Regions from separate parts of the Homo sapiens genome. Here region 1 is linked to region 2. Evidence: chromatin contacts called from ENCODE Hi-C or POLR2A ChIA-PET data. All regions are on one chromosome and are shown on one strand. The core of a region is the stretch at or near the end of the contact, and the rest is flanking DNA. Distances in the headings are between cores, read along the strand shown. Region 1 overlaps MLLT1 (MLLT1 super elongation complex subunit). Region 2 overlaps RFX2 (regulatory factor X2).

Region 1 (4,603 bases), core at 998-3,497, 160 kb after region 2:
CCAGCCAAGGCCTCCCCCTCGGCCACATCAACCGGCCGATTGTCCCTGGCGGAGCGCTCTATGGGCTCACCAGAGGGGCTGCCCGCCTCCTGAACTCTGCAAGGCCCTGGGAGCCTGGGAGCCAGGGAGGGAGTTGCTTGCAGAAGCGTTGCTCCGCTTCTGCGCCAGCAGGTCAGGGGCAAGGGGAGAAGACAATGGGGGCTCAGAGGGGGCTCCCTGCCTCCCAGCCTCCCTGCCTCAAGACCTGCTCTCCCCAGTCTCAAACTGAGCGCACGCAGGGGCAGCCCAAGTGGAACCCATATAGGGCAGCATTTGCAGCTAAGAGCCATCTCCACTCTACAGAGGGTGGCGGCTATGGAGGGCACCCCGGCTTGGTGTCCTTGGAACCTCCCCTGTCATGTGCGACTGCCTAGGGCCCCCCAACACAAGCCACCCAGGATGTGTCAGGAAGATGCCTCTGAGGGTCTTAAGGCTATGAGGCCAGTGCGGTTTAACTTACTTTTAAAACTCTCCACGTAATGCCCTTCCTGTGCCCTCGGACATCTGCGTGTGGGAGGCCACGGTGGACTGGTGATGGCTGTGGCTCCCTGTCCAATGACAGCTTGTTGCAGGGGTTGGGGAGGAGGTCTAATATTAGTGGCAAATAACCAAAATAAACTTCTTTTTCACACTTGGCCATTTCTAACACTGGACTGTCTCTCACAATCAGTGTGTACCCCTCATGTGCTTTCTCTCCTGCTCTCAGGACGGGTTCCTTCAATTGAAGTCACGGGAGACTTAGACTGAAGGAAGAGGAATCTGGCGTCAGGGGCAGGGCAAGTTTTACCGCCCCAAACAGCCACACTCCCCTTTCCTGGTGCTGTTGGTACCGGGTTCAATAGAAACAAGTGCCCCGGCCAGCATCCCCTCATGTGACTGCATCTACAGGGCACCTGGGGGGCTGCGAGCCGACACCGGCCACAGGAGAGGAAAGCAGGCCACTGTCATCTCAGATGACCCCTCTCCCCATCTGACAGCAGCTCTCTCTGCCCCTCTCGGTTTTGCCAAGCACACCAAGCCAGAAACGCAGGACTACTTGGCAGCCAGCACTGGCATGAAAGCGACAAAGGTGAGAGCTAAAAGGATTGCCAAGGAAATTAAGTCACATCAAATGATGCCTCAGAGAAGAGCTCCTGAGTCCAGCTGCTGATCTTGGCTAATGCCTCAAAACAAAGCAAGACAAAAATCAACCATGCTAAAGTCTGCTGGGAACGTAAAGCGGGAACGTGGCGGGGTCACCAAGCGGTAAAGCTGAAAGAGACCCCGAGAGCCAGTCCCAGCCCGAGCAGGGCCATGCATGTCAGTGGGGGCCCCCACCCCGGGAAGGCTCGGGGAGGCCGGCAGCCCCCGGCCCCTGCCCTGCCCAGGACCAGGGCATCAAAGCCTCCCAGGTCAGCTCTGCAGCCCCTCCCGAGGCCCTCACCCTGCCTCCTAACTGACTCCAGGGCACAGACAAGCACTTCCTGTTTGGCAGCCACTGAATTCCTTCTGGGAGAGATGGAGCCAGGTCTGCATTATAATGTCACTGACCTACTCCAGAACATCATGGGACAGGCGTGGGACAGGCACCTGGCTGGGGCTTCTGAAGCCACGGCCACAGAGCTTACGCCCAAAGAGGCAGGTGAACCCAGAGGACTCGACCCCTTATGCAGGATCTAACAGCAAATGCCACCATGTCACCCCCAGCGGATGAGCAGCTCTGCCCACCCAGCTCACCTCCCTCACACTCGCCCCAGCCCCGCTTCATCACCTGGACTCTGCCTTTCAAACAGCTGCCCCTCCCCCTAGAAGGGACCACCCCATCCTCTCAGCCTCACATAAGAAGAAGTCAATCGGCCGGGCACGGTGGCTCACGCCTGTAATCCCAGCACTTTGGGAGACCGAGGCAGGTGGATCACGAGGTCAGGAAACCGAGACCATCCTGGCTAACACGGTGAAACCCCCTCTCTACTAAAAATACAAAAAAATTAGCCAGGCATGGTGGCGGGCGCCTGTAGTCCCAGCCACTCGGGAGGCTGAGGTAGGAGAAAGGTGTGAACCCAGGAGGCAGGGCTTGCAGTGAGCCGAGATCACGCCACTGCACTCCAGCCTGGGTGACAGAGCAAGACTCCACCTCAAAAAAAAAAAAAAAAAAAAAAGAAGTCAATCTCGCTTCTTAAGAGAACCCAACCGACCCTTTCTAACTGGGTCCCCGTGACACACTCATAGCACCCAGCCCCTGGGCTTCCTGGAACTCATTCTGATGGGTCACTTCCTCTCCCGTGTGTCTGCCGTCTCTTGCCCTGTCAGTCTGTGAACTCCACAAGAGAGGGGAACGTGTTCACTTGGTCTTCACTGGGCCTAGACTTGGTAAATATCTGACACATGAAGAAATCCATGAAACTCCAGCAAAGAATGGAAGAAAAGCAATTCCTCCTCCTCACTGTAAACGAACATTAAAAAAAAAAAAACCCTCATTTGCGAAGAATAAATGACAAGGGCCTCCCTTACTAGATACCCACTACCCTTTGACAGTCTCCCCCGCCTCTCTCAACAGTGGGCTTGGTGCATGCCGCCAGCGGACAGCGAAAACAGAGGCATGGGCCTCAAGTGTGGCAAAGGGTTTCAGACACAAAACCAGAAGCACTCGCCAGAAAAACAACAGTAAGACGTCCATCAAAATAAAAAACGTTTGCTAGACAAAAATATACTATTAAGAGAATGAGAAGATAAGCCACAGACTTGGAGAAAATATTTGCAACTCATATACCAAGTACAGGACTTGTATCCAGAGTATATACAGAACTCTTAAAACTCAACAACAAGAAAACAGCTAACCCAATTTTTTTTAATGAGAGGGAAGGGCAAAATTCTGAACAGATACTTTACCAAAGAGAATATATGGGTTGCAAATAAGCACATGAAAACGATGCTCATTACCGTCGGCCGTCAGGGAGATGCAAATCAAAACCTAACCAGGTACCACTTCACACCCACTAGGACAGACGGCTATAATCAAAAAGGCAGAAAATGAGTTGCTGGTGAGGATGTAGAAAAATCAGAACCCTCATACCCGGCTGGGGGGGAATGTAAAATGGCACAGCTGCTGAAAAACAGTCTGGCAGTTACTCAAAAAGTTAAATAAAGAACGGGGCCAGGTGTGTTGGCTCACGCCTATAATCTCAACACTCTGGGAGGCTGAGGCAGGAGGATCACTTGAGGCTGGGGGTTTGAGCTCAGCCTTAGCAACATAGTGAGACTCTCTAACAAAAAAAAATTTTTTTAAATCTTTTCTTTTTTTCCTTTCTTTCTTTCTTTCTTTCTTTCTTCCATCTTTCCTTTCTTTCTTTCTTTTTTTTTTTTTTTAAAGAGATGGGGTTTCACCATGTTGCCCAGGCTGGTCTCAACCTCCTGAGCTCAAACAATCCTTCCACCTCGGCCTCCCAAAGTGCTGGGATTACAGGTATAAGCCGCCGTGCCCAGCCCTTAAAAAAGTTTTTTTAATAACTCACCGGATGTGAGGGCCGGGCACAGTGGCTCACGCCTGTAAACTCAGCACTTTGGGAGGCCGAGGTGGGCGGATCACGAGGTCAGGAGATCGAGACCATCCTGGCTAACATGGTGAAACCCCGTCTCTACTAAAAATACAAAAAAATTAGCCGGGCATGCTGGCAGGCACCTGTAGTCCCAGCTACTTGGGAGGCTGAGGCAGGAGAATGGCATGAACACGGGAGGCAGAGTTTGCAGTGAGCCAAGATTGTGCCACTGCACTCCAGCCTCGGCGACAGAGCGAGACTCCGTCTCAAAAAATAAACAAATAAAATTTTTTTTTAAAAAGAAAAACTCACTGGGTGTGGTGGCATGCACCTGTAGTCCCAGCTACTTGGGAGGCTAAGGCAGGAGGACTGCTTAAGTCCAGGAGACAGAGCTGTGTGAGCTGTGACTGCACCACTGCACCCCATCCAGCCTAAGCGACACAGTAAGGCCCTGTCTCAAAACAGACAAACAAAAAACCCAAAAAGTTGGCCGGTCACAGTGGCTCATGCCTGTAATCCCAGCTACTTGAGAGGCTGAGGCAGGAGAATCGCTTGAACTCAGGAGGTGGAGGTTGTAGTGGGCTGATATCGCACCTTTGCACTCCAGCCTGGGCAATAAGAGCAAAACTCCACCTCAAAAAGAAAATAAAAAGAAAACAAAGAGAAAAAAAAAAAAAGGAAAACAACCTGACCATATTCAAGGGCTGGCGAAGATTTGGAGCAACGGGAACTCTTCCTGCTGATGAGGCTGCAAAATGGCACAGCCCCTTTAGAAGAAAACCACTGGGCAGTTTCTTAAAAAGTTAAATAGACCCATATCATGTGACCTAGCAATCTCCACTCATTTACCCAAATGAACTGAAAACGTGGTCACACAAAAAACCCGTATGCAAATGTTTAGGGCAGCCTTATTCATAATCACAAGAGCTGGAAACAACACAGACGTCCTTCAACAGGTGAACGAATAAACAAACCGTAAGGCACCCATGCAGCGGAACACTCCTCGAAAAAACACAACAAAACACGAAGATTCATTCATATGGCAACAT
Region 2 (4,806 bases), core at 1,888-4,387:
CACCCACCTTGGCCTCCCAGAGTGCTGGGATTAGAGGTGTGAGCCACTGCGCCCGGCTGGATTTGTCCTTTTGTGTCTGATTTCTTTCACTGAGCATGATGTCCTTAAGCATAATGCATAATGTCCATGTTGCAGCCTGTGTCAGAATTTCCTTCCTTTTTCAAGGCTGAATAGTATTCCATTGTATAGATGGATCACATTTTATTTATCCATTCATTTGTTGGTGGACACTTGAGTTGCTGCCACATTTTAGCTATTGTAAATCATGCTGCTATGAACATGAGTGTACAAATCCCTGTCTGAGTGTACAAATACTGTTTTCCAAAGCAGCTACACTATTTTGCACACCTACCAACAGTTCACATGGGTTCAGTTCCAATTTTTCCATATTCTTATCAACATTTTTCTGTCTTTCTTCTTTTGGGTAACAGTCATCGTAATGGGTGTGAAGTGGTATCTTATTAGGGTTTTGATTTGCATTTCTGCAATGATAACTGGTATGAAGCACCTTTCCAACTGCTTATTGGCCATCTGAATATCTTCTTTGAAGAAAGAGAAATATCTACTCAAGTCCTCTGCCCATTAAAAAATTTTTTTGCTGAGTTACAGAAATTCTTTATCTATTTTGAATATTAACCTCTTATTAGAAATGATTTGGAAACATTTTCTTCCATTCCTTGGGTTGTCTTTTTACTCTGTTGCTACTGTTCTTTGATGCACAAAAGTTTTGAACGCTGATGGCCTAATCCTTCTGTTTTTCCTTTTGTCGTGAGTGCTTTTGATGTCCTATCCAAGAAATCATTGCCAGATCCAGTGTCATAAAGATGTCTCCCTATGTTTTCTGCTAAGAATTTTACAGTTTTAGCTCTTATGTTTAGGTCTTTGATCCATTTTGAGTTAATTTTTGTGTATGTTATAAAATAAAAGTCCTGGCTGGGCACAGTGGCTCACGCCTGTAATCCCAGCACTTTGGGAGGGTGAGGTGGGAGGATTGCCTGAGGCCAGGAGTTCAAGACCAGCCTGGGCAACATAGTGAGACCTCGTCTCTATAAAAAATTTAAAAATTAGCCTGGCATGGTGGCATATGCCTGTGGTCCCAGCTAGTTGGGAGGCAGAAGCAGGAGGATCTCTTGAGCCCAGGAGGCCGAGGCTGCAGTGAGCCATGATTGTACCACTGCACTCCAGCCTGGGTGATAGAACAAGATCCTGTCTCAAAAAAAAAAAAAAAAAAAAAAAGGCAGGGGAGATCCAATTTCATTCTTTTGAATGTGGAAACCCAGTTTTCCCAGCATCATTTATTGGAAAGACTGTATTTACCCCATCGAATGATCTTGGCACCCTTGCAGGAGTAAAATACGGCCATGAGTCGCTTCCTGACAGGGATACGTTCTCAGCAATGCAACCTCAGGCAATTTCATCATTGTGCGAATATCACAGAGTGATACTTACAGAAACCTAGACGCTACAACCTACGTAGCACACCTGGGCTGTATGGTATAACCTATTGCTCCCAGGCTACAAACCTGTCTAGCATGTGACTGCAGTGAACAGTGCAGGCAATTGTAACACAGTGGTAAGTATTTGTATCTCCAAACATGGCTAAGCATAGAAAAGGTACAGGAAAAATACAGCATTATAATCTTATGGGATCACTTGTATATGTGGTCTGCTGTTGACGGAAATGTTATGCATGGCATGACTGCATTATAAGCAAATAATTAAAGTTAAGTAATAACACACAAGAATCTAATCTTGCCGGAAAGGGCACTGTAAAAGTGAATTGCAAGAGAAGCTCACAGGAATTAGATGACTTCTGTGTCTCCCCTTTGACAGTAATGGATGCATCCACGCACACGGCTCATTCCTGTTTTCAGTGATGCGCTTCCTTACTATTATTTGCAAAGGGAATTTGTCTGTTCTGACCACACAACTCTACAGAGATACAAACATCACATGGGCACCTCTGCCTTTTCTGTTTACTACTAACGTAGATTGTCATGTAATTTTTGCCCTTCCATGCCTGTTCTTCTGAGGAGAAATTCCCAGTGTTGAGCAGATTTTGAAAGAGATCCAGACTGATGAAAGATTAAAAACCACTGGGCTACAGCAGTATGTCTTTTTTTTTTTAATCTTTTAAAACTTAAATTCACAAATTTGAGGACTCCAATTCAGACGAGCTTCGTTGTATAAACCAGGCAGATCTGTGGTCTTTAGAAGAAAGTGACAGAATCAGTTCACTTCCTGGGTGGGGACTGAGCACAGGCAGATGGTCGCAGCGGGTCAGAAGCCACAAGCTGCAGAGACAGACTCATGATAGACAGGGCGACAGGCATAACCTTCACAGGGGCGAAGCGAGACGCACACCCGTCTCCAGCAGGGAGCCACAGTCCACAGGTGGCTACTCCTCCCTCCCACTGCCCTGTATTTAGGAATTCAAACAGCCTGGGAAGGGACTGTGCTGATAATTGGCTCTGCTTTCAAAGAACACTTAGGAGATAATTAACCCACAGTCCACCAAGCCCAGGAATTGAGGATCGAGGATCAGAGGAAGCCCAGGAGGGAGATGCCTGCCAGAGGCGAGTAAAGGGACTTAGAGAGAAGTGCAGTTTTTTCTAGCATCCACCCATCCAACCCAAGGAAGCCCATCTGATTTACCACATCTAGCCAGTGACCTTGATCAGTTCCACAGCCAGGCATTAAGGCGAGTCCCCACTAACTTTCTCACCTCAGAGAAGCCCGATTCCAATTCTAGCCCCTCCCTGGACTCTGTCAGTAATTCCTAGCAATGCCTTCACTCTAAAAAATCCAGCTACAACAAAAGATTCAGATGCTGCAGAATTTATTTTGATTTGGAGGTTTCAGCTCCAAATCAAAGGGCTGATATCATGGAAATAGCTTTTTTGACAGCTAAACAGAAATTATTTTCCTTGATTAGCCATGGCACATTCGCCCTTCTTAGGTGGACAGCGTGTTTTGATACGAAGGTGATGGGTTACAGGTGCTGGGTTTCTCCACATGGGCAGTTTCTCCCCAGGAGTCTCACTCCTTACATCATCATCTAGAGCAGTAATTAATTTCAGAAACCACTCCTGGCTGCCATAAGCTGCACACCCACTTCCAGAACTGGCTTAACCCGCCAGGAAGCCACAGTCCTCAAGGGACAGTCACCCAGAGCTGCATGTTGGTGAGTCAGAGACGAGAACAAAGAGGAAGCAATGACCCCTGAACACAGAGCCCTTCCCAGCCCAGAGTGCTGCTCTAAGCCTAACCCAGGCTGGCCAGGGCCTGAAAGACAAAGAAGAATGCCACAGAGAAGGGCCAGGGCACTACAGCTTTTTTTTTTTTTTTTTTTTTTTTTGAGACGGAGTTTCACTTTTGTTGCCCAGGCTGGACAGCAGTGGCGTGATCTCGGCTCACTGCAACCTCCGCCTCCCGCGATTCTCCTGCCTCAGCCTCCTGAGTGGCTAGTATTACAGGCATGTGCCACCATGCCCCGCTAATTCTGTATTTTTAGTAGAGATGGGGTTTCTCCCTGTTGGTCAGACTGGTCTCGAACTCTCGACCTCAGGTGATCCACCCGCCTCAGCCTCCCAAAGTGCTGGGATTCCAGGCTTGAGTCACCATGCCAGCCCAGCATTTTTTTTTAAAGGCACAGTTCTCATAGGTATAAGAAGGCAACGAAATTCATCCTGCAAGATGGATGTAGCCAAAGACTCTTCTTTAATTACAACAAACTGGAGAAGATAACAAAGTAAATATTATTCCTCTCTCTCTTAGAGAAAGCAAAAATATGTTAAACACCATTGAAGAGCCTAAGGGGTTTTATAAACCTCAAAATCAGCATCACATTCATATACACATGAGTACTAGTCACATATAGCCAAGTAATGTGCGTTAGACCAGGGGGTGGCAAGCTTTTTTTGTAAAATGTGGAATAGTAAATATTTTAGGTTTTGCAGGTCAAGCGCTCGCTGTCAAGATGACTCAACCCCATCCATTGTAGGGTGAAATGACTGTGGCTGTGTGCCAATAAAACTTTATTTATGGTTCCAGTTTTAGTATATTTGCTGCTGAAGCAAGCACAATTTATGGACACTGAAATGTGAATTTCAGATAATTTTGTATGTCCTAAAATATTCTTCTTTTGATTTTTCCAACTACTTAAAAATGTAGGAAAAAAGCATTCTTAGTTCATGGGCTGTACAAAAACAGGCAGTGAGTTGGATTTAGCCCATGGGCTAGTTTGCCCACTCTGTATTAGACTCAGATGTTTGGACTCATGTCTTTAAAACAGAGCCTAAAATAACTCCAAATAAATAAAAGGGCAGGTATCAAATAGCCCATGTAATGACAAATAACCACGCTAGAAATCTGCGTCCAGCAGGTCAGGGACACTCTGGGGGTGAAGACCAACACTCCTGTCCTGTCTCCATCTCAGTGGCGGAGGATGTGGGGTTTTGGGCAGTCTCTGAAAAGGGAGTGTGCACGGGCAGGAGCTGGAGCAATGTCACAGGGAAGGGGGAGGCCAGCCCTCATGTCCTCTGGATTCTGACCCTGTGCTATGGTTGGAATGTTGTGTCCCCCCAAAACTCACATGTTGAAACCTAACCCCCAATATGACGGCATCTGGAGGTGGGGCCTTTGGGAGATGATTAGGTCATGAGCATGGCACCCACAGGAATGGGATTAGGGTCCTTGCAAAAGAGGCCCCAGAGACCTCCCCTGCCCCTTCCATCACGTGAGGACACAGCTAGAAGGCAGAAGCCGAACCAGAAAGCAGGCCCTCCCCAGACACTGAATCTGCCA

The links. Hi-C counts contacts between places; a loop is a spot of excess contacts on that map. ChIA-PET counts read pairs that join two places held with the same protein, here RNA polymerase II (POLR2A). Pooled maps may share reads with other maps.
Region 1: a pooled map shows a loop between it and region 2 (2.5-fold over the local background). The contact joins two enhancer-like sites. A Hi-C loop is called at or near these places in 2 of 50 pooled maps. POLR2A ChIA-PET finds 5 or more read pairs at or near these places in 3 of 52 experiments (MCF 10A, WTC11 and activated CD4-positive, alpha-beta memory T cell).

Annotation. Positions count from the first base shown.
Region 1 is chr19:6,241,889-6,246,491 of GRCh38, forward strand. The region is part of intron 3 of MLLT1 (MLLT1 super elongation complex subunit); the gene reads right to left. Among named protein-coding and RNA genes, the nearest start is that of MLLT1, 36 kb to the right of the region's middle. RefSeq lists an enhancer at 1,611-2,325. Within about 2 kb of position 2,248, at least 9 of the 41 ENCODE cell types and tissues checked have a DNase peak (open chromatin) inside an H3K27ac peak, as active enhancers do.
Region 2 is chr19:6,084,879-6,089,684 of GRCh38, forward strand. The region is part of intron 1 of RFX2 (regulatory factor X2); the gene reads right to left. Among named protein-coding and RNA genes, the nearest start is that of RFX2, 23 kb to the right of the region's middle. RefSeq lists enhancers at 1,902-2,403, 2,325-2,394, 2,404-2,903. Within about 2 kb of position 3,138, at least 33 of the 41 ENCODE cell types and tissues checked have a DNase peak (open chromatin) inside an H3K27ac peak, as active enhancers do.